3 separate regions of the Homo sapiens genome follow, and all the other regions are linked to region 3. Evidence: read pairs that join two places in POLR2A ChIA-PET (ENCODE). Cell type or tissue: MCF 10A. All regions are shown on one strand. Links, peaks and the distances in the headings refer to the core of each region. The heading gives the core; the rest is flanking DNA. Region 1 has its middle 36 kb from the start of INPP5F. Region 2 holds the start of LOC124902513 (a long non-coding RNA gene). Region 3 overlaps INPP5F (inositol polyphosphate-5-phosphatase F).

Region 1 (10,455 bases), core at 126-5,125, 51 kb before region 3:
CCAAGTAGCTGGGATTACAGGCACCCGACACCATGCCCGGCTAATGTTTGTAATTTTAGTAGAGACCAGGTTTCACCACGTTGCCCAGGCTGGTGTCGAACTCCTGACCTCAGATGATCTGCCTGCCTTGGCCTCCCAATGTGCCGGGATTGCAGGTGTGAGCCCCAGCCTGACAATGAAATTTTCCCATCAAGAGGTATTAAGGGAGGGACAGGCTTCATGAACCCTTTAAAAAAATGTTTATGTCACTTTTCACTCAGGGCAATGAGTGCTTACTTGCCCTACATTTTCATAACCAAAAGAGTACACACAAGACTCTTGTCTAAATGTGACTGTTCTCAGCCAACTCTGTCCACCCTCTGACACTGAAGTAGCTGACATAATTTAAAAATGTCTCCCAAAAGGTGCCCAGTTTCATTAACATTTTTTGGAGATAATTTTGACTAATTATTGGGTCACAAATTTCCTTCAGACAAAAAAAGACAAAAAGGCCCATTATCCCAAATATATACCTTTCAAACCCTTAGGATTTAAAAATACTAAAAACATGGTAACTTCTCCATGTTTGTTTTTTGTTCCTTATATTTCACTCTAACGATCAAGATACAAGAAAATACATAGAGGCGATCGATAGCTACCCTGATTTGATCCTATGCATTTATACATGTATCAAAATATCTTCAGGATAAGAACAACTATAATATATCAATAGAAATTTAAAAATTAAAGAAATTAACAAAAGAGTCTGTGCATGGTGGCTCACGCCGGTAATCTCAGCACTTTGGGAGGCCAAGGCAGGTGGATCACTTGAGGCCAGGAGTTTGAGACCAACCTGGACAACATGGCGAAACCCCGTCTCTACCAAAAATACAAAAAAAATTAGCCGGGCGTCATGGCGCATGCCTGTAATCCCGGCTACTTGGGGGGCTGAGGCTGGAGAATAGCTTGAACCCAGGAAGCAGAGGTTGCAGTGAGCCGAGATCACGCCACTGCACTGCAGCCTGGGCAACATAGACTCTGTCTAAAAAAAAAAAAAAGTAAGAAATTAACAAACAAAAGAAAATATATTGTTTAAAAATAAAATTACATTTCATAATTATTGCACGAACAGATTTAAGGATAAAGTTTCCAGTTAGAATGAAAGAGAGAAGGCATGTGTTTACAAACAAGCACGAGGCCCAAGAATAACTTACTGATTAGTATAAAATGTAAATGGTTGATTTTGCACAAATGCGATTTTTCTTTCTTTCTTTTTTATTTTTTTGTGGTCCACTGGAATGAGAAACTCAAAATCTTTCTTTAGAGCTAAGGCTTTTTTCTTCAATCGACTTCCTCAGGTTGAAAGGAGTTAAGGCTTTACCAAAGCAATTTGAAGGTTTGAAATCTCCAGGGAGATTGATTTATGAGTACAGTACACGTTAAGGCTACCTCTGACCTTGGCAGATTGTGGCTGTTAAATTAGGCCCTGGAGTCCTGAGACAGGGGCTCTTCATCTTAGCCTCCTAGCCTCCTTAGTATCTCACTGTGTGTCAGCAATTCCATGAATCCCATTGGATTCATGAAATTTCATTCATGGAATTGGATTCCTACTCATGGAATTTAATGTAATTCCATTGGATTCATGGAATTCCACTTCAGTTCTGTGATTCTCAGTAATATTTCTTTCTTTTTTTTTTTTTTTTTTTTTTTTGAGACAAGGTTCCTCTCTGTCACCCAGTCTGGAGTGCAGTGGCACGACTTAAGCTCACTGCAACCTCCGTTGGCCTCCCTGGCTCAAGCAATTCTCTTGCCTCAGCTTCCCCAGTAGTTGGGCACCACCATGCCCGGCTACTTTTCGCATTTTTCGGTAGAGAGGGGGGTTTCGCCATTTTGGCCAGGCCGGCCTCGAACTCCTGACCTCAGGTGATCCTCCCACCTCGGCCTCCCAAAGTGCTGGGATTACAGGCGTGAGCCACCGTGCCTGGCCAGTTCTGTGATTCTTTGGAGTGCCATGGCGCCATCTCGGCTCACTGCACCTCCGCCTCCCGGGTTCAAGCGATTCTCCTGCCTCAGCCTCCTGAGTAGCTGGTATACAGGTGTGTGCCACGACGTCAAGCTGATTTTTGTTATTTTACCTGAGACGGGGTTTCACCATATTGGCCAGGCTGGTCTCAAACTCCTGGCCTCAAGTGATCCACCTGCCTCGGCCTCCCAAAGTGCTGGGGCTACAGGTGTGAGCCACCACACCAGGCCTCAGGTCTGAGGTTCCTAATTCAGGACTCACCCGCACTAATTGAAACCTGAGGTGAGGGATTTCTCCTCGCTGACCAGTAGGGGGCGCGTCGTGACTGCGCCTTCTGCTTTCACTCCCCGCGCAGGGAAATCCTGTCCTGCTCTCTCAGGGAGCAGTTCCTGACGGTGGGCTCCATTTTATAATAGAATGACTCACCTGAAGAATCACTTCTTTCATTATTTCGTATTCCTCACAATACCAGTGACACACAAAGGCTTTATTTGAAAAACCAAGTAAAGGAAACGAGCACAGGATGTCTGTGCTGGTCTGGTCGGCGTTTATCTCAGCTGGTGAGAACGCAGCCACGCCTCTGTTCACACTGTCATTCCTCCAATAAATAAGATATCCCTGTTTTCTAAAGTCAGGGAGATTTATGAGTCAGAAGTAATCGGATCCACAATCTGATTAGAATTCTATCCTCATAACGGGAGCTGACCGCATCCGCATCCATTTGTGGTCCGGCCCAGTCACCACTTGGTTGGTGTTCTAGCACTATAAGCCAGACTGTGGGGTGGGGGAAGGTGAGTGCTCCCCGCACTTTAATGCCGGGCTTATTTTTCCCTAAGGACCAGGATCGAAATAATGTTAACAGGAAAAACATGCTTCCTCGTATGAGACTGCAGTATTTCACCTTGTATGAGAAAGGAAAAATGAAGGGTGAGACCTGCTTGTTTCTTACATAACTAGGGAGAAATCCATCCCCCCTCTCACCCCGTAGCTCTTCCTGGTGGCAGTAATGATCAGAACCGGGAGTACCCAACTTCTTTCATGCTTGGGGGACTAGAGCTGCCCCCTCCATGCAGAATGGGCAAAGTAAGGGCAGAGGAGATCCATTAGCATCACAATAGGCCTAAAGCCTGCATTTGAAAGCTTCAAGAAAAGACTGAGAGGCAATCTCTTGCTGTTTCCCCTAAAGGCAGATTGGCAGATCAGTCCTCCTATCCGGAGCAGCTAGAAAAGCTGGCAAAACAAACAAGACCTATCTGAAGGTGAGCCGCCAAGGGGGTGAGGATTTGAGGGTCAAGGTCCTGGAGAGAAGGGTTAGCAGAGCTTTGAATTTTGAGGCATTTGCCTATTTCATGAGGCAGAGAAGCTCCCAGCAGTCTCATGCTAAGGAAGGAAGAGCTCAAGTAGTCGCCGCCAGCTTTCAACTTCCAAAGGGCCTCACCCTTTGGAAGGAACAGGAATGAAAATAGAGAAACTCTCACAAAGACTGAAACCCAGCTTCCCATTGGCTTACCGTTTGACTGTGTTACAGGAAAGGGGTCTTGATCCAGACCACAAGAGAAGGTTCTTGGATCTGGAGCAAGAAGGAATTCAGGGTGAGTCCATAGAGTAAAGTGAAAGCAAGTTTATCAGGAAAGTAAAGGAATAAAAGAATGGCTACCCCATAGGCACAGCAGCCCCGAGGGCTGCCGGTTGCCCATTTTTATGGTTATCTCTTGATGATATGCTAAACAAAGGGTGGATTATTCATGCCTCCCCTTTTGAGACCATATAGGGTAACTTCCTGATGTTGTTATGGCATTTGTAAACTGTCATGGTGCAAGTGGAGTGTGGCAGTGATGACAACCAGAGGTCACTGTTGTCACTATCTTGGCTTTGGTGGGTTTTAGCCGGCTTCTTTACTGCAACCTGGTTTATTAGCAAGGTCTTTATGACCTGTATCTTCTGCTGACCTCCTATCTCATCCCATGACTTAGATTGCCTAACCTTCTAGGAATGCAGCCCAGCAGGTCTCAGCCTTATTTTACGCAGCCCCTACTCAAGATGGAGTTACTTTGGTTCAAACGCCTCTGATAATTGGATTAGGGCAAGCTTTCGCAACCTCAGTGCTATTGACACTGATAAATTGACATTATCAGTGGACCATCCTATGCAATGTTTAGTATTCCTGGCTTTTAACCACTGGATGCCAGTAGCACCTCTCCTTCCCCAAATTCTGACAACCAAACTTTCTCCAGACATTGCCAAATGTCCCCTGGTGGGGAAAATCACCTGTGGTTGAAAACCACTGGATTAAGGGTGCCTGCCCAGACCCCAACTGCCTTCCAGAAGCAAAAATAAATCTTACTATCATCTAGGGCCTCAAATTATATCTGTAATTTTTCATACATGATATGCAGCACTTAATAAAGAACAAAGCTTTAAAATACATAACAAAGTTGACAGAACTAAAAAGAGAAATAGACAAATCCACAATCATAGTGGGAGATGTTAAGACACATTTCTGAGAAAATGATGGACTAAGCAGAAAAAAAAAATCAACAAGGTTAGGGTAACAGGGTAAACTACGGAGAGAAGTATCTGGAGGAAAAGAGAAAGGTATCAGGTCTGGGTGCGTGAAAGAGGGGTTGGCAGGAAGGGGGGTATTGAGCGCAGATGGAGAAATGGAGAGAAAAGGAGGGTCTTTGTGGGCCCCCTCTTTCTGGAGGCTTAATTCTATAAGACCTTTTCCGCATGAACGGTACAAGGGAACTGTGTCGTTTCCTTTGTTCCTTCATCCAGACTATACTGGCTGCTCTGTGAAATCTATCTGTACCTCCAGTCTGCCGGAGGCATGTGAACCAGAGCAACTTCACCTTGAATAGGAGCTGGGTAAAATGAGACTGAAACCTACTGCACTGCATTCCCAGAAGGTTAGGCATTCTAAGTCACACGATGAGATAGGAGGTCAGCACAAGATACAGGTCACAAAGACCTTGCTAATAAAACAGCCTGCAGTAAAGAAGCTGGCCAAAACCCACCAAAACCAAGATGGCAATGAGAGTGACCTCACTGCTACACTCCCGCCAGCACCATGACAGTTTACCAATGCCATGGCAACATCAGAAAGTTACCCTATTTGGTCTCAAAAGGGGAGGCATGAAGAATCCACCCCTTGTTTAGCATATAATCAAGAAATAACCATAAAAATGAGCAACCAGCAGCCCTTGGGGCTGCTCTGTCTTTGCAGTAGCTATTTTTTTTTTTTTTTTTTTTGAGATGGAGTCTTGCTCTGTCACCCAGGCTATAGTGTAGTGGCATGATCTTGGCTCACTGCAACCTCCGCCCCCCTGGGGTTCAGGCAATTCTCCTGTTTCAGCCTTCTGAGTAGCTGGGTCTACAGGCGCGCGCCACCACGCCCTGCTAATTTTTGTACTTTTAGTAGAGACAGGGTTTCACCATACTGGTCAGGCTGGTCTCGAACTCCTGATCTCAGGTGATCTGCCCATCTCAGCTTCCCAGAGTGCTGGGATTACAGACGTGAGCCACCATGCCCGGCCTTTGTTTTCTTTTCTTTTCTTTCTTTTTTTTTTTTTTTTTGAGACAGAGTCTCACTCTGTCACACAGGCTGGAGTGCAGTAGCGCGATCTCAGTTCACTGCAACCTCTGCCTCCTGGGTTCAAGCGATTCTCCTGCCTCAGCCTCCTGAGTAGCTGGGATTACAGGCGTGCGCCACCACACATGGTTAATTTTTGTATTTTTAGTAGAGATGGGGTTTCACCATGTTGGTCAGGCTGGTCTCGAACTCCTGACCTCATGATTCTCCCGCCTTGGCCTCCCAAAGTGCTGGGATTACAGGCGCCTGGCCACAGTAGCCATTCTTATATTCTTTACTGTCTTAATATACTTGCTTTCACTTTACTCTGCAGACTCACCCTGAATTATTTCTTGCGTGAGATCCAAGAATACTCTCTTGGGGACCCCTTTCATTGTGGACTCCGTAGCAGCCAGTGGGGTTTGGGTTGGCAAAGACTAGTGAGGCGGCCAAAAGGGTGGTAAGCACATTCTGATCAACTGGGAGAGTGTCTCCAGCAGAGCTGCAGCCCTCCACCCCTGCCATGGAGGTGCTACCAGGTGTCACTAAACTTAGAGAGTCCTATGGTCTGAGGCAGTTTCAAAATTGAGAGACAGTAAGACTGAATATTTAATTCCTGTCTCATCTCTCCTCACTGTATTTTAGCAAGAAGTACTCCAGGATACAGAAGAGGAGCCTGTCCTACCTGGATTACACAGGTATATTGATACCTACTATACGGCAGACATTATTCTAATTGTTGCTAAGAACAGAGAGTAGGCCAGGCACGGTGGCTCTTGCCTGTAATCCCGGCACTTTGGGAGGGCAAGTCGGGAGGGTTGCTTGAGCCTAGGAGACCAACCTGGGAAACGTGGTGCGACCTTGTCAGTGATCCTGAGGTGAGAGGATCACTTGAGCCCAGGAGTTCGAGGCTGCAGCAGTGAGCCATGATTGTGCCACTGCACTCCACAGCCTGGGTCATAGAGTGAGACCCTGACTCAAAAAAAAAAAAAAAGAAAAGAAAAAGAAACACAGTGAGTTTAAGACTGGAATATAAAGATGGGTAAAGCCTATCCATTGTCTTCAGGCCTAATAGGGGTAAGGGGGTTAGGGCAGTGAATCGAGTAAACCAGCAGTTTGAATACGGTATGCTGGGGCAACTCAGGACAGAGCACAACAGGCTAAGAAGATGAAGAGTAATCGGGTGCTGGAGGGGAGAGAGAGAGAGAGACAGCAGATAAGGGGAATCTAGTTAAGAGTCTGAAACGGGAAGAGGATCTTCTGGGGAGCAGGAGTATTGTGAACAAAAGCCTGCAAGTGTGAAAGCATGAAGTGCATTCAGGGAAAATTGTATCCCACAGGTATTACTGAATGCCTACTCTATACCTGGCACTGTGCTAGGAGTTCAATGTACCTCGACGAACAAGACTCAGTCCTTCTCCGCAAATTGGTCAGGGATCTTTAGTAGGGCAGATTGAAAAGGAATGGGGAGCCGTTCTACAGTGAGCTGTCTGGAGGAGCTGGGGCATAGAGTGTTTGCAAACAAGTAATGAGTAACGGCCAGGCGCGGTGGCTTTGGCTGGGTGCGGTGGCTCACGCCTGTAATCCCAGCACCTTGGGAGGCCGAGGCAGGCGGATCACGAGGTCAGGAGATTGAGACCATCCTGGCTAATGTGGTGAAACCCCGTCTCTACTAAAAATACAAAAAATTAGCCGGGCGTGGTGGTTGGCTCCTGTAGTCCCAGCTACTTGGGAGGCTAAGGCAGGAGAATGGCCTGAACCCGGGAGGCAGAGCTTGCAGTGAGCCGAGATCGTGCCACTGCACTCCAACCTGGGCAACAGAGTGAGACTCCATCTCAAAAAAATAAAAAATAAAAAAGAAGTAATGAGAAACATGCCTGTTAGGTTACGAGGGGCTGTTGTATGCCTTGACACTGAAGGTGAAGACAGCCAGAATATAACCAGCTCCACCTTTGAAGCTCTGTATTAGAGCTGGCTGCTGCTCAAGAGTCCCACCACAAGTGATCACACACAGCTGTCAATGCCTCCTGGAAGTGACTTAGCAAGTCTGGGAGGCATTTGAAGTGAAATATCAGGCATCCAACCCAAGATGCTAGCAGCCTGATTAGAAAGGCAGGGTTGATGAAGACAGGGCGGGAGTCGCTGTGGCTCCCCTCTTTCCAGGGAGGTAAGAAAGAGGCCTCTGAGAGGAGACCCACCCTGTCCTGGGGAGGCCGAGGGCCCAATGCATTGGTGCCAATGACATGGGGCTCACAGTCTCTGTTCAAAGATGATCCCACCATCCACCTCTTCTGAGACCTTGATTTTTCAGTTGTCCCAGCTCTCTTGTGTGTCCAACTTCTCCTCTTGATTTATCCCCAGCAACATTAATATATCTTTAAGTTAATAGGCTAGGCATGGTGGCTCACGCCTGGAATCCCAGCACTTTGGGAGGCTGAGGCAGGCGGATCACGAGGTCAGGAGTTCAAGACCAGCCTGACCAATGTGGTAAAATCCCATCTCTACTAAAAATACAAAAATTAGCTGGGCACGGTGGTGGGCATCCGTAGTCCCAGCTACTCAGGAGGCTGAGGCAGGAGAATCACTTGAACCCGGGAGGCGGAGGTTGCAGTGAGCCGAGATCGCGCCATTGCACCCCAGCCTGGATAACAGAGTGAGACTCCATCTCAAAAAAAAAAAAAAAAAAAAAAAAGAGAGAGAGATATATATAAAATCTTTAAGTTGCTCTCACCACTCTATCCTGTTGTTGCCCCATTTCTCTCCTCCCTGCAAAATTAAACTCTTAAAGGAGTTATGCACACTCAGTGCCTCTACCTCCTCATTTCCTGTTCTGTTCAAGTTCCTTTGGAATACAGACCCATCTGGCTGGCTCTAGGGAGCTGCTTCTTATAGGGACACACTGGCAACCATGTGCAAATCTAGCAATAGATCCTCTGGGTCTGGATTTCCCATTCTTTTCCAGAGTCCTTTCTAGTCCCTCTCCAGGCTGTCTCCCTCTCCCACATGGCCTCGTTCACCTGCTCTACACGAATCCGTTCCGACTTTCTGTATCTGCTCAACCTCACCCCAGACCTCTTACCCAAGATGCTGAAGGATAATTGGCCTCATGGAAACCTGGAATAGGGGCTGCAAACTCATCAGGATGGGCTCCTCCTCCTTTCTACCCTGCCCTCTCCTCCCTCATCTGTGTGTGTGTGTGTGTGTGTGTGTGTGTGTGTGTGTGTGTGTGTGTGTGTCTGCTTCTCTCTGACCATCTCTGCCATTTCCACCACTCTCTACTTACCCATCCTACACCATCCCATAATGAACACTCCAGCTTCAGTCAACTTCAGGATCTTTAGCCCAGCTCCCACCATCAACAGACAGATGCTCAAGAGATGGAACCCAACTAGCCTGGTAATTTCTTCAAGTGAGGAGACAAGTCATAGGTCACTGGCCTCAGATTACAGGATGTGGCTGTTTAGGACCACAGGATGGTGGACAGGACGGCCTCCCTGAGAGGCGGTGGGGAGAGCAGACCACAAGAAGCAGCTTTGTATGCCTCCCATTCACGCCTCCACCCAAGGCATGGCCTGTGTGCTCAGCAGCCCGGAAACTGCTTTCACTGAGGTCATAAACAGTGTCTTTGTTGTTGAATCCAATGGACAGTATTCCTTTCTTTCTGTGAATGAATGTTCAGTGGCTTCTGGAGCTGTTGACCCTTTTCCTGACCCCTTTCCTGTAACTCCCATGAGATTTACCCTCTTTAGTTTTCCTCCTATATTTTGGCTATTTCCTTCCAGCCTATGTTTTGGGCTCCTCTTTCTCTGCCTGTGCTTTCAAAGCTGACCATCCTCTGGGTCTGGATTTTCCTTTCCTTTCCAGAATCCTTTCTAGTCCCTCTCCAGGCCATCTGCCTCTTCCACATGGCCTCAGTCACCTACTCTATACGAATCCATTCTGACTTTCTGTATCTGCACAACCTCATCCCAGACCTCACCCAACTGGACAGCCCCACCTAGACATCCCACAGGTACTTCGAAGTCACTGTATGCACAGTGGCACTCCATCCCCCTTCTACCTTCTTCTCCCTGATGTTTCCTACTTCAGGAGATGGTGCCACCCACTTGCCCAGGCCAGAAACAGCATCATGCTTAATACCTTATTTCCTTCACTCTAAACCCAACCAAACACCAAACATGAAAGAATCAACAGGCCAGGTGCAGTGGCTCACACCTGTAATCCCCGCACTTTAGGAGGCTGAGATGGGCGGATCACCAGAGGTCAGGAGTTCGAGACCAGCCTGGCTAACATGGTGAAACACCATCTCTACAAAAAATATAAAAAATTAGCTGGGCATGGTGGTGTGTGCCTGTAATCCCAGCTACTCGGGAGGCTGAGGCAGGAGAATCGCTTGAACCTGCGAGGCAGAGGTTTCAGTGAGCCGAGATTGTGCCACTGCACTCCAGCCTGGGCAACAAGAGCAAAACTCTGTCTCAAAAAAAAAAAATCGACAATAATCCCTTCATATATCAAATATCCAGTGTTCTACTTTCAGAGCATCCATCTTTTCCTTTTCCCTCCTGCCACCACCATCATTCTTGGAGTCATTCTCCTAAATGGGCTCTTCACTTTCAGTCTTCCAACCACCCAATCTAGTAACCCCCACTGAGTTACTCTCCCCATGGCCAGAAGGCTCCTTTCCTGCCTCCTTCCTCCTTTTTAAAAGAAATGTAGTTTTGTCACAGGATCCTTGGGGTGTCGTTTTTCCAGCTGGAAAACCTCTGTGGCCAGCAGCGCCTTCTGCCTGAATATTGCTTCTGCCCACTGGGCTCATCCCACCCACTTGGCCCGGCAGGCTGTGCTCAGATCCCACACCTGCCAAGGGCAAGCCAGGCGTGGA
Region 2 (5,954 bases), core at 254-5,253, 58 kb before region 3:
AGACTCGGAACCGATGTGTGCTTTAGGGAATTTTAAGTTGCATGCATTTCAGAGACTTTAAGTCAGTTGGTTTTTATTAGCTGCTTGGTATGCAGTAACTTGGGTGGAGGCAAAACACTAATAAAAGGGCTAAAAAGGAAAATGATGCTTTTCTTCTATATTCTTACTCTGTACAAATAAAGAAGTTGCTTGTTGTTTGAGAAGTTTAACCCCGTTGCTTGTTGTTCTGCAGCCCTGTCTACTTGGGCACCCCCACCACCTGTTAGCTGTGGTTGTGCACTGTCTTTTGTAGCTCTGGACTGGAGGGGTAGATGGGGAGTCAATTACCCATCACATAAATATGAAACATTTATCAGAAATGTTGCCATTTTAATGAGATGATTTTCTTCATCTCATAATTAAAATACCTGACTTTAGAGAGAGTAAAATGTGCCAGGAGCCATAGGAATATCTGTATGTTGGATGACTTTAATGCTACATTTTAAAAAAAGAAAATAAAGTAATAATATAACTCAAAATGGTTTTTGTGGTTTCTAAATCTTTGAAAGCAGTGGCATCATGGAGATTGTCTGTCCCTGGTTTCAGTCAGAATAAATGACAGGTGCATTTAACAAGCCTGCTTTGGGTTTTGTGACGTCTCCAATAGCCCGGCTCAAGAGAGAATTGTCTTGGTCACCTTTCAGTCTCAGATTGCAACAGGAACCTGGGAAGACTCAGGGCTGTGAACTCCGGTAATGGGAACATGCCTGCTGCATCCGTTCGGACCGACCCAGCCAACAGCCAAGGTGCCAGTTAGGTAGCATGTCTGCCCACCTGTCCTCAGGCCTCACCAAGAAGCTGAGATTGTCCAAAAGTGCCCAGAGGGCCTGGCGCAATGGCTCACACCTGTTATCCCAGCACTTTGGGAGGCCAAGGCAGGAGGATCCCTTGAGGCCAGGAGTTTGAGACCAGCCTGGGCAACATAGCAAGACCCTGTCTCTACAAAAAACAAATCAGCCAGGTGGTGGCATGCGTCTTCAGTCCCAAGCTACCAGGGATGCTGAGACGTGAAGATAGTTTAAGTCCAAGAGATGAGGCTGCCGTGAGCTGTGATCCCGCCACTGCACTCCAACCTGGGCAACAGAGTTGAGACCCTGTCTCTAAAAATTAAAAAAGGAAGCGCACAGGGAAGCCAGCTCCCACTATTGCCCAAGGCTGGCCAAAGTGTTCCTTGGAGTCTAGGTCACTGGGGGTTGGAAATGTGCTCTGAGAATCTTGGGGTCATCTTTATTAACACCTTGTGAGTCACCAAACCAAACTGAGACCAGATTTATCTTCCTGGATTGGGTTCCTAGAAGCCTCTGGAGTTAGGGACGAGATACACTCAGGCCTGGGTAGAAGGAGATTCTTCTTGCTGTGCCAGTGGCTTTTTTTTTTTTTTTTTAACCTTGGGAGGGACCACAGCCCCACAGCATGGAGATGTGCTGGATTTGTTTATTTTTTATTTTTATTTTATTTATTTATTTAACTACTTGCCAAATAAAGTGAAAAGAGAAAGGCCTGAGACCTTGGAACTCTCAGTGAAGTGCTGACTTAAGAGCCCCCGAGCTGAATTTCTCATGACTGTATTGAGTTTAATACTGGTGCCTGACGATGCTGCACAAAAATACACCCTGGTGTGCTTGCCACTGTTAGCCTGCTGAGGAAGGCTGAAGTCATTCCCATGGGAATCTGCCAACATCATTCCTGGGTGAACTCATTTGGGGAGTACAAGCCGACATGCCACTGATTCTAGAAACTCGAACATGTAAATAGGAAAAAAAAAAAAAAATACTAGACTATTTTAAAAATGAACCAGGCTGGGTGCAGTGGCTCATTCCCGTAATCCCAGCACTTTGGGAGGCCGAGGCGGGTGGATTACTTGAGGTCAAGAGTTCGAGACCAGCCTGGCAAACATGGTGAAACCCCACCTCTACTAAAAATACAAAAATTAGCCGGGCGTGGTGGCATGCACCTATACTCCCAGCTACTTGGGAGGCTGAGGCACGAGAATTGTTTGTACCTGGGAGGCAGATGTTGCAATGAGCCGAGATCACGCCACTATACTGCAGCCTGAGCAACAGAGTGAGACTCGATCTCAAAAAAAAAAAAAAAAAGAACCAAAGATGATGTGACCACTTCTCTTTGGGACTCAATGGACCTCATACGACGTTAAGCCTCCTTGAGTGGTTACTGGATTAGGTTGATAGTATTTTTATCACTAAACATCATCAAATAAGTAGCTGTTTAATGTGGTTGGAATATTTTCAATCATCCAAATGAGACATGCTGTGGGCATCAGGACGGGAGTTATCTGGCCTGTGTTGGTGGCCCCTGGGCCTTGTGTGGGGAGCAGGGCATAGAGCTAGCTGTACGCTCTTGGTGACACAACTGTCTTGGCCCCTGTAGGCATTGGGGGGCTACAGCCACTGAGCATCTACCGAGTGTCAGGGCTATTTCCTGCGATGCCTGCTCAGGCCCTCTCTATCTGCTTTTCCAAATCTTCCGACTCCATTTTTTTTTTTTTTTTTTTTTTGAGATGGAGTCTTACTCTGTCGCCCAGGCTGGAGTGCAGTGATGCAATCTCAGCTCACTGAAACCTCTGCCTCCCGGGTTCAAGCGATTGTCCTGTCTCAGCCTCCCGAGCAGCCGGGATTATAGGTGTGCGTCACCCCGGCTAATTTTTGTATTTTTTAGTAGAGATGGTTTTTTGCCATGTTGGCCAGGCTAGGCTAGTCTTGAACTCCTGACCTCAAGTGATCTGCCCACCTCGGCCTCCCAAGTGCTGGGATTACAGCTGTGAGCCACCATGCCCAGCCTCCAGATCTTCCCACTCTGAGGCCCACCTTGGGTTGAAACTTTCCCCACCTGGACCACGCATTCCTTCTCAGACTCTCCCTTCCCAAAGCTCCTAGCACCCTTCTGTGCATTTGCCAAAACCCAGTTGTTTTCTCAACATCCTGAGTCATTTCCTCAGCAAGACAGAATCCCCGGAGGGGTGGCAGGTTCATTCCGACACTTCCTTCTTCCCACATTGTTGTCCAGACCTGGGCACAGAAGCACCCTGGATGGTCAGGGAGTGCTTAAAAGTCCCTTCCACTTAAGATGTTAGGATTCTAAGGCTAAATTGATGTTCCTGCACAAATAAATACCTCTTTAGGAGCTGTGAGTTGAGGGCCAACTCTTTCACCAACTTTCATAATTCCCAGATATGTAATTTATTTAAGTTAATTTATGTAAGTAATTTCCTCTCTCTGTGCCCTTTGCTCTCATCTGTGAAAGGAGGGCCTTGCCCAAGGGCCCTCTTGGTGATCTGGATGTTTCTGGCAGGTCTGCACTTGGCTACTGTTGTGGTCTCTGCCTTGGTATTTCTCCCTTAGCAGCCTAGCCAGGAAGCATAGCGTGGAGCTCCATTATGGGCTGTGCGGTCCTGCAAGCCCCTGTGTGAGTGTGGCTGGCCGGCCTGCCCACTGTCTGTAACATTATACAAATGTAATCGAATGCCAACGGACAGGATCCAGGGTTGCAGTTATTTTGGGATGTGCAGGAGCCTGTGGGAAAACGCTGGAACATGTCTTAGTCACTTGGGCAAATACCTTTCTTTCCCTGTTCCAGCGTGTTTTGAACTTTCAGGCAGCACAAAAAAAGCTCCAGCAGGCACACCCACCCTTGGTGATTCCGGTGCCCTTACACATCCTGTGGCTCTGAAAAGTGTGAGTGCAGAGGGCTGAGAGCGGGGCTGGGGAAGCCCTAGACACCCACCTATGGAAAAAATTGTAGCGCTTCCCTCAATACGTAATTCAAAATAAAAACAACAAAAGAAACGTAAGGAAGATGTGCAATTCCCACTTTATACTTTGTTGCTTCCTAAAAATTGTAAAATTTCCTCCACTCATGCGTATGTGCGCTTGGCCAGGTCCCTGCCTTCCTGGTACTCTGTTGTCCAGCACTACCCAGTAAGAACCACTGGAGACCAGGAAGAGCTCCATCAGTCCCCGCGGAGCATCTGAGCAGGTGAGGAGGTACAGGACCACAACAGAGGGCAGCAGAAGCCAGCAATGGTGCCATCCTGCGCTTGGTGGAAGGGATGAGGAGGCAGCCACAGGTCCTCTCGATGGACAGTGTTGCCCCCGCACCTCACACGTGGGCCCAGAGTTCCTGGTGCAACTAGAAGCCAGCCTGAAGGTGTGAAGGGAGTTGGAAAAAGCATTCCAGATGGAAAGGGTCTTTTTCTAAAACATTTTCTTGCCTGTCCTTGCCTTCTCTAGCCAGAGCTTTGCCCTAGGATCTGGCCGGCTGCATGGAGGCTGAGGAAGTTCTCCTCTAGTTTGAAGAGGGGAAATCCTTCTGCCAGCCCCTCACTCACTGTCTTCCACTTCATCTCTTTCTCTCTCCAATGGCTCTTTTCTTGTCCTTAGCCTACAGAAAACACAAACCAAAAAGAAATGCTTCCTCCTCACTTTACCCCCTGCCCCCACTTTTCTTTTTCTTTTTCTTTTTGAGACAGAGTATTGCTCTGTTGCCCAGGCTGGAGTGAAGTAGTGCAATTTTGGCTCACTGCAACCTCTGCTTCCGAAGTTCAAGCAGTTCTCCCACCTCAGCCTCCCGAGTAGCTGGAATTACAGACATGTGCCACACACCCAGCTAAATTAAAAAAAAAAAATCTATTTTTAGTAGAGAAGGGGTTTCACCATGTTGGCCAGGCTGGTCTTGAACTCCTGACCTCAAGTGATCCACCTGCTTTGGCTTCCCAAAGTGCTGGGATTACAGTCATGAGCCATCGTGCCCGGGTCACCACCCCCAGCTCACCACCCCCACTTTCTGATCACATGTCGTGGAAGAGCCAGCTAAGTCCCCTCACCTCCCACGTCCTGATCCACCTACAGCCATCCATTCCTGCACCCACCCCTACCGAAACCACTTCTGTGGGCACACTGTCACTGGTGTTATGCAATGTCTCCAGCTCTCCTCCCCAGCAGGCTCTGACTCACCCTCTTCCCTTGCCCTCTCTTCAACATCAAGGTCTCCAGGGTTCCTTCTTCAACCACCGCTCTTCCCACCATGTGAGGGTGTTTCAGGCGGCACCTTGGCTGGACCATAGCACCCAGCTATTTAACTCCAGCACTAGATGCTGCTGAGTAGATATTCTACAGACTTGGTTAACATCTACCATCGGTTGATTTCTCCCGGAGGAGAAGAAATTCTGCCTCAAGACTACAGCATCTGCCCTGGCTGAGTTTCTAGCCTGCTGCCCTGCCCTGACTTGCCCTGCCCTACAGCTTTCCAACTTGTCTGTCCCCACAATCATGTGAGCCAAATCCTTAAAAAAAAAAAAAATACACACATGGCTGGGTGCGGTGGCTCATGCCTGTAATCCCAGCACTTTGGGAGACTGGGGAGGGTGGATTGCTTGAGCCCAGGAGTTCAAGACAAGCTTGGGAAACATGGCAAAACCCCATCTCTATTTATAATAAAAATTAAACCCACACACACATACACATCCCCACCACACAAGCGCTGTATATGTGTATTTTGTTTCTCTGGCGAACCCTGACTGATGCATACTGTTCACACTCACCGGTTCTCCAGCTTCCTCCTCCCAGACCCCAGTCATCTCTGGGTCTGTTTCTGATACCCTCTTTTTTTCTTTCTTCTTTTTTTTTTTTTTAAAAAAGAGTAGAATTCATATTTTGTTGTCATCCAGATGGCAGTTGGGTTTATAGTCTCCATACTTTATACTTTATGTAAATAAAAATAATTACAAGTTTTAAATAGCCAATGGCTGGTTATGTTTTCAGAAACCATGATTAGACTAATTCATTAATGGTGGCTTCAAGCTTTTCCTTATTAGCTCCAGAAAATTCACCCACTTTTGTCCCTTCTTAAAGAACTGGAAAGGGCCAGGCACGGTGGCTCACACCTGTAATCCCAGCACT
Region 3 (10,455 bases), core at 2,596-7,595:
CCTCTCAAATGTCAAAGCAAGCACATTAAGGAAGGATCTATGTAGAAAGAAAATGCTAATAGTGTGATAACTAGTTTGTTTGTTGATCCTGTGCCTGCATTGACTTTCTTGCAAAATTCATATAGTTACAGGGAATGTTGTTATGTAATGAATTGACTAGTAGTAGTTTTTCCAGCTACGGTCAGTTGATCAGGTTTCTCTTCTTAAGTGTTTGGAAGATCTGCAGTTTGGGAAGGGAATAGATACAGGGGAGATCTTTGAGCAGATGCATTGACATGTGTACTCATTGGGAACTATTTCCTCCAGTGGTGAGCAACCTGAAGCCTTTCTCAGTGTAGCTTTTCAAGAGTCCTAGATCCAATTTCATAGACATCCTTTCAGAGCATGCACAGCAGAGGTGAAATGGAGGAGAAGCGTGTAGGGCAAAACTACCTTCTTCAAAGAAGGGAGAAACTTTGTAGAATCACTGGTTCCTAGACGCTTGTGTTTTGGCCAGGCCCTGGCCAGCAAAGGCTAGCCAAAGGCATGCTTTGGAGGAGAGGTAGTATCAAGTTTTTTTAGAGTAGACCGTGAAGGTGCCAGAAACTAAGGTGCACTGACAGCTTGGTCTATGGGGAACCTGGCTGCATTGGTTCAGGTCCCCACTTGTCCCACTTGCCTGGCCTAAACACACCCCTGGCACGGAGAAAGAGGATGAGACTCACTGCTGGATCCCTAGCACCTGGCCCATAACAGGTTTTTTGTGAAAGTTGTACTGAATGAATTGAAATAATTCTAGTCCCTGGTCTACCTTCTATAGTTTAAGCAGCAAAGGGGTTGTAGGGACGTTTAAAGGGAGAATATAAGAACAAAAGACTAGAACACACTGCCTCTCTTGCCACCTAAAAAAGTCATGCAAATTTCTCACTGTCATTTTATTCAGTGAAGCAGGAATCTCACTCTTAAGCCTGTGGAATTCATTAAATTTGTTTTCTTTCTGAATAAAAATAAATGGGACCCATAGACATCTTTGTTTTTTTCCAAACCGGCCCTTGTGCAGAGAAGGTTGTTGTTGCTAATTTTAGTCCTTGTGATGTATGGTGGAATTTATTCATGTATTTGCAGATAATACTGGACTACTGGAAAATCAAACTAGTTTGATCAAACTAGTTTGGGGTATATCCCAACACATTGCCAACACATGTTTCTTGGGTGATGCATTATGAATGCATTATCCAAGGATTTATCTAATCTTTGTTTGAGGTGGTTGTTACTTTCAGGTTCTTAGGGTAATGAGTTTGGAAAGTTGTAATTTAAGCTGTACTTCCTTTTTCATTCCCAAACCATGACTTTTCTTTTTTTTAAATAATAGAGACAGGGTCTCACTATGTTGGCCAGGTTAATCTTGAACTCCTGGCCTCAAGCAGTCCTCCTGCTCAGCCTCCCAAAGTTCTCAGATTACAGGCATGAGCCACTGCACCTAATAGCAGAATCAATCTGCTATTGATTCAATACATTCTCAGAATCATAGTCCAACCTTGTTTTGGCATGGTTTTATGGGGAATTAAATGCATGAGATCTTTACAAGCTGTGTTACTATGTCTCTGTGTGTCTTTTTGTAAACGGTTCTTTTCCTGTTCAAATATATTTTAAAACATAACCTTTAGAAATCTACATTTGCAAACAGAAGTTTGAGAAGTAGCAGCAATGTCACAGAGCCTTTAGTCAATCTAAGTCCTTAGCTGATGTAAGTCATAATCATTATGTGTCAGCTGCCCATAATTGAGCTGAGGAGAACATTTGAATCAGTATGTTTAACAACATAGGGAACTAATAATTGTTAAAGGTTATCAGTAGCTATTGATAATACATTAAGTGATAATGTATAAATAGTATTTTTAAAGTGAGGATAAACACTGAACATTCAGCATTACAGTACCTTCACAAGACATACTGGTAGTACCTTAATTAAATCACATGTTTTTAGGATGACTCATTTTCTGGTTGTTGGAGACTCTTAAGGGATCTGCTTTCATTCACAAAATAGCATCCACACATTCTTTCTTTGGTAAGTCTGAAATACAGGTTGATTTTAGGTCAGTGTTCCCTGATATTTTTTTCTTTTAAGTTATTTTATTTTAATTTCAGTTTCCTTCAAGTTTACCCTTGCATTTTTTTAACTTGATAGTGGGATACTTTAAAATACTAAGCCAATTTTCTTTATGAATCTCATTCTTTGAAACAGCTTTTCACTTTGAAGTTAACACTGAATTTCAAATTTTACAATTTCTGCAATGTCAATATGTACGATTTGAAGCAGTTATCTAACTGAAATGTTAGGAAATTTAAAACATGCCATCATGCTCTCAATTTTAGTAATTTGCAGGTATAATATTGATGTTTCACAGTATCATTATATATTGTTTTTATGCCAGATATAAACATTCTCTTATTTCCAGCTTAAAGAATGTCCCTTCCCCCAGGGAGCAACTGTGGTGGGTGGACCCGGGAGTTGAGCAGAGTAACAGTCTCTTTTCTAGGCAGGGACTTCCAGAATTCATCTGTGTAGCTGTGTCATTTACTCCCATTTGCACCTTTCAAATACTTTTCTTGAAGAAGCAGCCCTCATCCCCCAACATCTAACTAATTTAGTATTATATTTATTTCTCCTAACAAATTACATCGCCTAAAATTCTGTGGGCCAGGCGCAGTGGCTCATGCCTGTAATCCCAGCCACTTTGGGAGGCTGAAGTGGGCAGATCACCTGAGGTCAGGAGTTTGAGACCTGCCTGGCCAACATGGTGAAACACTGTCTCTACTGAAAATACAAAAATTAGGCGGGTGTGGTGGCGAGCGCCGGTAATCCCAGCTTCTCTGTTAATAACTCTAAAATGAGGAAAGGAAAATACCAATTCTTAGCTCATCTGTGCTTTGATTTAGCTCTCAAAATCTTGTTTTTGAAAGTGATATCAAAAGACAGTTTTGGGGACAGCAAAAGGTGAGGGATATATCCCAACACATTGCCATATTTCTTGGGTGATGCATTATGAATGCATTATGAATGCATCACCCAAGGATTTATCTAATCTTTGTTTGAGGTGGTTGTTACTTTCAGGTTCTTAAGGTAATGAGTTTGGAAAGTTGTAATTTAAGCTGTACTTTTTCATTCCCAAACCATGACTTTTCTATTTTTTAAATAATAGAGATGGGTTCTCACTATGTTGGCCAGGTTAGTCTTGAACTTCTGGCCTCAAGCAGTCCTCCTGCCTCAACCTCCCAAAGTTCTCGGATTACAGGCATGAGCCACTGCACCCAGCCCAAACCATGACTTTTAAATGTGTAGGTTTCCTGTACTGGTATTAAGTGGTATACAGTTAAGTCTATACCTTTCATAGTTGTATTCATTTCCATCAGGTCCTCCTAGGCTGAAATGTCCTAATTACACTGTGGGACCTTTCATGAAAGTCCTTTTGTTTAGTTGTCCTCTGTTCCTTTTTGAGTTGCTTTGGGTCTTTTCTTGAGATGTGACAGTTAGGACTTTATGCTTCATATAGAGAATCAACAATTTTGTGTTTGGATATTGTAGAGTTTAAGAACCAATTTCTAATTTCCTTCATGATGATCAAAACTTTGTGGCCGTCTTGCTGTGCTGGAATTAGATCCCTTTTTAAATAAAAATGTCTAGAAATTTTTAATTTTTTTAGAGACAGGGTCTTGCTCTGCCACCCAGGCTGGAATGTGGGATAGCTCACTGCAGCCTCGAACTCCTGGGCTCGGGTGATCCTCCCGCCTCAGCCTCCTGAGTAGCTAGGATTACATGTGGGCACCACCACACCTGGCTAATTTTTTTACAACATTTTTTATAGAGACAGAGTCTTGCTATGTTGTCCAGGCTGGTCTCAAACCCCTGGGCTCAAGTGATCCTCCTCTCTGGGCCCCCCAAAGTGCTGGGATTACAGACATGAGCCACTGTGCCTGGCCTGGAAATTAAGTTTCTTTTCTAGGTGGTATCTTTAATCTTTTAAATATTCTTGTGGTTACTTTTTGAAGTGTATTTCCTTCTGCTAGTTTAGACCAGCTTTTATGCCGCCTCCCTATATTATGAGATCTTTATGCAGTTTGTATTACTTTATTATGTGAGAGTTTAAAGTTGTATGTGCTACAGGCATCATCTTTCAGTCAGACTAAGACCAAGTTACTAATACAGGTCCTTCCCAGTGACCTATATATAATCATTTAGACCAGTGATTCTCAAGCTGGCTGTACAGTAGAATCACCAGGGGGAGATTTAAAGAATACCTATTCCAGGGCCCCGCCCTAACCAATTGAGACCATCTCTGATGCTCAGGGATTAGTATTATAAAGCTCCTAGATGATGATAATGAGCAGCCAGCACTGATAACCCTGAATTAGATTTAAGACTGGGAAATCACCAGCTGCTAGAACTTCTAAATTGGATTAGCTCTTTAGCTTGTGGAATGCTGGAGAATAATTACCATTAGACAGTTCAAGGAAATGTGTATCAAACTTTGCATTTATAAGATAGCACCTGAATCAAATTATTCCTTACCCAATTCTGAGAATTAAAGCATAAATGAGCTAACAATTGGAACTTTTAGTTTCTCATTCTAAAACCCTTTTCCTTATCTGTTTGATTTTGTGTTGGTGATTGTCTTTTTAGAGCCGTAATATCCTTTGTCTTTAGCAGGAAATGAAATATGGGTCTGATTATTTATGCATACTCTGATACCTTTTTTTTTTCTTTTAAGACACAGTGAAAGTGCCTATAGGCTTCAGCAGCTGTGCTTTAAAACCCAGGCTTGTTCTTGGGCTGAGGGAGTGCCTTCATTCTTCCATCTTGGAATGAGTGACTCATGCTCTGTGCAGGCACACAGTACTTAATCACTTGTTTTCTGTGTACCAGGAAGAGGAGGGCATATGAAAATAGAAGCCATGTACTGCCAAATGGATCTGAAATAAGAGTGAAAATGTTGACCTGATGGGTCAAACAATTGAGCTTATTGCAAATACTTATGACTTAGGGTGTATGTTGCATTATTATTTCACTAAAATTTGGCATTATTTCAAAAAGGCTATACTTTTGTAATTTGTAAGCAACTCTTTTCCTTATAGATAACGTTGATGATCTTAAATTTTACAATTTATTTGTGAATTTTAAATTTTTCTTTTTTTGAATTTGTATGCCACATTAGAGTATACCTTCTGAAGGAAAGATTAGAAAACAATACATTTGTTGGATTAGATCAGTTACATGGTTATTCTTTGCAGAAGGATAGTATGAGCCCGCTGGCCATTTTCTCTGCCATTCCAGTGCCTTCTGCCCCCAGAGTAGCCATTAATATGATCAGTAGGATATCTACTACTAAGGGCATTTGCTGCATATGCCTGGAATAATACTGTCTACACATGTCCTCTGTACAGACAGACTCTTTAATGCCAACTTGTTTTATTTCTTTAGTGAAGAGCCACAGATTTTAAATACACACACACACACACACACACACACACATTTTGAAGTGTCAGCTGTATGCCAGGCGCTATACCAGGCAGCGAAGTCAGAGCAGCTCGACACAACACACACAGTCTCCCTTCTTGTGTCAGTTACAGTACCTGCTTCAGGCCTTCCTCTATTGTTTTGTGTTTCTTATCTCTATATTAGTATGAGAAGTTTTGTGTACCTGCTAGAGTTTTCAAGATAATATAAAAATTTCAGGATAATTTAAATTGCCCAGGCCAGGCATGGTGGCTCATGCCTGTAATCCCAGCATTTTGGGAGGCTGACGTGGGAGGATCACTTGAGTCCAGGAGTTTGAGACCAGGCTGGGCAATATAGATAGACCTTATCTCTACTAAGAAAAAAAAAAAAATGAGGTGGGCATCATGGCGTGTGCCTGTATTCCCAGCTACTTGGGAAGCTGAGGTGAGAGGATTGATTGAGTCCAGTTGGAGGCTGCAGTGAGTTATGATCAAGCTGCTGCACTTCAGTCTGGGTAGCAGAGTGAGACCTTGTCTCAAGGGGAAAAAAAAAATTGCCCAGAAGTTTTAGGTGAGTCTTTCATTTTGAGCAACCATATTCTAATCATGTGTAATATTTATTGAAAGATAAATGCTTTTATTATTAAAAGCACCTGAAATTAAAAATCCAAGCTCATTCCTGGTTTGTATAAAAGAAGAAAATAAATACATAAATAAAAGTGCCTGCATAGCAAAGACTGATATTTTGGGGCTAACTTCAAAAACAATAAAAACTTTAGATGGTATTCTTATTACACGTCAATGAAAACAAGCAATTGGTAGGAAAAACATTTTTATTATTTGATGCTTATTTTTTAAATTTTGTTCAATAACTATTGAATGAGTGCCTGTTATGCTGGACTGCAGGTATGTAGTGGTAAACTGTAAATAGCCATAGAATTAAATAAACTGATGGAGGGATTCAGACTTAATAGTCTGTCTGTATTTATTTCTTTATTTTTTTTGAGATAGGGTCTTCATTTGCCACCCAGGCTGGAGTGCAGTGGCGTGATCATGGGTCACTGCATCCTTGACCTCCTGGGCTCAGGTGATCCTCCCACTTTAGCCTTCTAGGTGGCTGGAACTACAGGTGCCTGGCTAATTTTTTGTATTTTTTTGTAGAGACGGTGTTTTGCCATGTTGCCCAGACTGGTCTTGAACTCCTGGGCTCAAGCAATCTGCCTGTCTCAGCCTCCCAAAGTGTTGGTTTACAGGTGTAAGCTACCACACCCAGTCAGTAGTCTGTCTTTTCATTGGTTAGTTGAAACTGTTTACATTTATTGTAACTACACATGTATTAGAAGTTATTTCTACCTTTTATTTATGTTTTCCATTTATTATGCTTTTCTTAATTTTTTTCCCCCTATTTTCTATTGGATAACTGAAATTTTGTCAGGTATTGTTGCCATTAAAATTTACACTTTCTATTTATATTCTTCTGTAGTTTCCCCAGCCTTAGGACCTTGTACTTACTCACATATGGAACTGGAGTTTACCAGTATCCATGTCTTTCCCAAGCATGTTTTTACCTCCCTTGAGATTCTGCCTTTTCTAGATTCTCCCTCTCTCCTGTGTATGTAGCGGGTGTGGGGGCAGGGCAGGAAGTTGGCAGTCATGCTCGATTTACCATTTGGACCAGAATTTGGTTGTTGGGACTGAATGCTGGATGCCCAGTTTTATGCTGTATCAGAGCTGCAGGTCAATGTTTCCCATTCTGAGAAAATAGAATTCTGGGGCATATCTAGGCATTAAGATATTTGCGTGAAGCATTTATTACTCTGAGAAGGCTTTCAGGAATTATGGTCCTACCATGAGGTTTAATAATTGAAAAATGTATTGAAGTTGGGTTTTTTCTTTCATACTTTTTTCTTTTTTTTTGAGACGGAGTTTCACTCTTTCGCCCAGGCTGGAGTGCAGTGGTGCCATCTTGGCTCACTGCAACCTCCGCCTTCTGGTTTCAAGTGATTCTCCTGCCTCAGCCTTCCGAGTAGCTGGGATTACAGGCACCTGCCACCACACCCAGCTAATTTTTGTGTTTTTAGTAGAGACAGGGTTTCACCATGTTGGCCAGGCTGGTCTCAAACTCCTGACCTCATCATCCTCCTGCCTCGGCCTCCCAAAGTGCTGGGATTACAGGCGCGAGCCACTGTGCCCGGCCCCATACTTTTTTCTTTGAAGCCATATGAAGACCCTTAAATTATGGAGAGGTTACTGAATGGTAGGAGCCTGGAGTTTTAAATACATACACATTTCTCAACTTGATGTGAAAGTTACTAACATTTATTATGTGACGGATGCTGGGCACTTTTCACATAATCCTCATGAAAACCTGGGACTACAGGTGTCCGGCTAAGTTAGATGGAATTCTGTTTACGAAGGAGGAAACTGAAGCTGAGAGGGGTTCAGAGACTGTAGTAGAGCTAGGATTCTTCACCCAGGACACCAAATGCAGACTACATCTATAGCACATCCAAGTAGCTGAATTCTGTCCAGCTTTCCAGTTCTACAGTCAGCCCCAGGTCACCCTTGCACATTCTTTCCTGTCACCTGGCTCTCTGGCTTCAGGCCCCTTCATGTTCATCCTCTACAGATTTGTCCTGTGTTCTATCTCAAATCCAAATCTGCCCTGCTGGAGGAAGCGGCTCCTGAATTTACTACCTGTTGTCCCGCTGAGTGGGTTCCTGTTTAGTTCTTCAGCCTCATTCTTCCTGCTCCCTGTCTTATTCTGCATGGCCAGCAGTACCAAACTATTTGGAGTCTTCTTTGCCTTCAGTGGACATCTGAGTGTCTGCTATGTGTTAAGCAGCCTGCTAGAGGCCAACAACAGCTTTTTATTTTTATTTATTAATTTTAATTTTTATTTTTTCTTGAGGTGGAGTTTTGCTCTTGTCACCCAGGCTGGAGTGCAGTGGCGTGATCTTGGCTCATTGCAACCTACGCCTCCTGGGTTCAAGCCGTTCTCTTGCCTCAGCCTCCCAAGTAGCTGGGATTACAGGTGCTCATCAGCATGCCTGGCTAATTTTTGTATTTTTAGTAGAGACAGGGTTTCACCATGTTGGCCAGGTTGGTCTCAAATTCCTGACCTCAGGTGATGCACCCACCTCAGCCTTCCAAAGTGTTGGGATTACAGGCGTGAGCCACCGTGCCTGGCCATTATTTATTTTTTTTGAGATGGAGTCTCACTCTGTTGCCGATTAGTCAGATCTCAGCTCACTGCAACCTCCGCCTCCCAGGTTCAAGTGATTCTCCCACCTGGTGCTCCCAAGTAGCTGGGATTACAGGTGCTTGCCACCACGCCTGGCTAATTTTTGCATTTTTAGTAGAGATGGGGTTTCCTCATGTTGGCCAGACTGGTCTCGAACTCCTGGCCTCAAGTTCTTCAGCCTCATTCTGGTCTCCCAAAATGCTGGGTTTACAGGCATAGAGCCACTGCGCCCGGCCCGACGACAGCTTTTTATTTGTTATTTTACTTATTTATTTATTTATTTTTTGAGACAGAGTCTCGCTCTGTTGTCCAGGCTGGAGTGCAGTGGCGCGATCTCAGCTCACTGCAACCTCTGCCTCCCGGGTTCAAGCAATTCTCTACTTTAGTTTCCCGAGTAGCTGGGATTACAGGCACTCGCCACCATGCCTGGTTAATTTTTTTTGTATTTTTAGTAGAGACAGGGTTTCACCATCTTGGCCAGGCTGGTCTTGAACTCCTGACCTCGTGATCCACCTGCCTTGGCCTCCCAAAGTGCTGGCATTACAGGCATGAGGCACTGCGCCTGGCCAGACAACAGCTTTTTAAATGATCAAGATGGTGAAGGTCTTGGCCCTGGGCAAGGATAGTAGCAGTAGGGGTCAAGAGAAGTGAAAGATTCATCAGTTATTGAGGAGATACCTCCAATAGGACTTGGCAAGAAAAAAAGGCATTTTGGAGTACCTGGGATGATGGTGGTGAGCTGAAAGCCCCATACAAACATGAGAGAATTGCACCAGAAAGAATCTGGTAGAGAAACTTATGGTGTTAGAAAGAGCCCTGGTCTGGCTTGGTGCGGTAGCTCACGCCTGTAATCCCAGCACTTTGGGAGGCTGAGGTGGGTGGATTACCTGAGGTCGCAAGTTTGAGACCAGTCTGACCAACATGGTGAAACCTCGTCTCTACTAAAAATACAAAATTAGCCCGGCGTGGTGGCACAGGCCTGTTATCCCAGCTACTTGGGAGGCTAAGGCAAGAGAATTGCTTGAACCCGGGAGGTGGAGGTTGCCATGAGCCGAGATCGCGCCATTGCACTCCAGCCTGGGCGACAAGAGTGAAACTCCATCTGGCTAAGAAAAAAAGAAAGAAAGAAAGAGCCCTAGTCTGAGAGTGGGAAAGTGTTTTGATGTTAACAAGCTGTGCAGTGTTGGGCAGTTACTTTACCTATGCCAGCTTTAATGTCTTTGTCTCAAATAGACCAGATGAGATGACTTGACTTTTGCCACCTTAAGTAGTAAATCCTTCCAACTTGATTCTGTGATGACTTTAGCTTTTGCCACTTTAAGTAGTAAATCCTTCCAGCGTGATTCTGTGCAAATGATCTGATTTCAACTTGCCTCCCCCCTTTCTACATCATATGTTTACCTATCCATTTGGGAGCCTTCTGTGTACCATGCACTGGGAACAGAAGCTCGAGGAGACAAGGTCTAAGTGAGCTTCCTCTTCCTCATGAGTTCCTGTTCAGTCAAGGAGACAGGCAAGTCAGTAATGACATGCACTAAACCAAAGTAAGATGCCGTGATGGGAATATGCACAGGGTTTAGGGGATCCACACGAGAGAGTCTGGTCAGCTCTGCTGGGTGTGGGTGGAGTGGGGAATGTGTCCGGGAAGAGGACTGACCCTTGTTCTAAGTCTAGAATGAAGGGCAGGCAGAAGTGGGTGGGGAGTCGGATTCCAGGCCCAGGCTGCACATAGTTCA

Evidence for each region. Peaks named below come from ENCODE experiments on the same cell type or tissue, not always from the same donor. Only the 100,000 strongest peaks of a DNase experiment are listed, where the experiment ranks them.
Region 1: POLR2A ChIA-PET joins it to region 3 with 17 read pairs; 25 of 35 experiments call an interaction of 5 or more read pairs at or near these places.
Region 2: POLR2A ChIA-PET joins it to region 3 with 68 read pairs; 25 of 35 experiments call an interaction of 5 or more read pairs at or near these places.

Annotation. Positions count from the first base shown.
Region 1 is chr10:119,684,343-119,694,797 of GRCh38, forward strand. No RefSeq gene overlaps it. Among named protein-coding and RNA genes, the nearest start is that of INPP5F, 36 kb to the right of the region's middle. RefSeq lists enhancers at 2,294-3,230, 3,231-4,167, 7,241-7,740. In MCF 10A, for the core only: a CTCF peak has its summit at 2,291 (motif pointing right); DNase peaks (open chromatin) are centred at 2,359 and 2,689.
Region 2 is chr10:119,677,302-119,683,255 of GRCh38, forward strand. BAG3 (BAG cochaperone 3) reads left to right here. Exons shown (of 4, transcript NM_004281.4): 4 at 1-518. It overlaps LOC124902513 (a long non-coding RNA gene), which reads right to left and starts at 5,370. Exons shown (of 2, transcript XR_007062312.1): 1 at 5,010-5,370; 2 at 3,849-4,437. It also overlaps the pseudogene TXNP1. In MCF 10A, for the core only: no CTCF peak of the experiment used is centred there; DNase peaks (open chromatin) are centred at 1,700, 2,960, 3,590, 4,970 and 1 weaker place.
Region 3 is chr10:119,733,169-119,743,623 of GRCh38, forward strand. The region is part of intron 1 of INPP5F (inositol polyphosphate-5-phosphatase F); the gene reads left to right. Among named protein-coding and RNA genes, the nearest start is that of INPP5F, 12 kb to the left of the region's middle. RefSeq lists enhancers at 64-564, 4,961-5,506, 5,507-6,052. In MCF 10A, for the core only: no CTCF peak of the experiment used is centred there; a DNase peak (open chromatin) is centred at 4,853.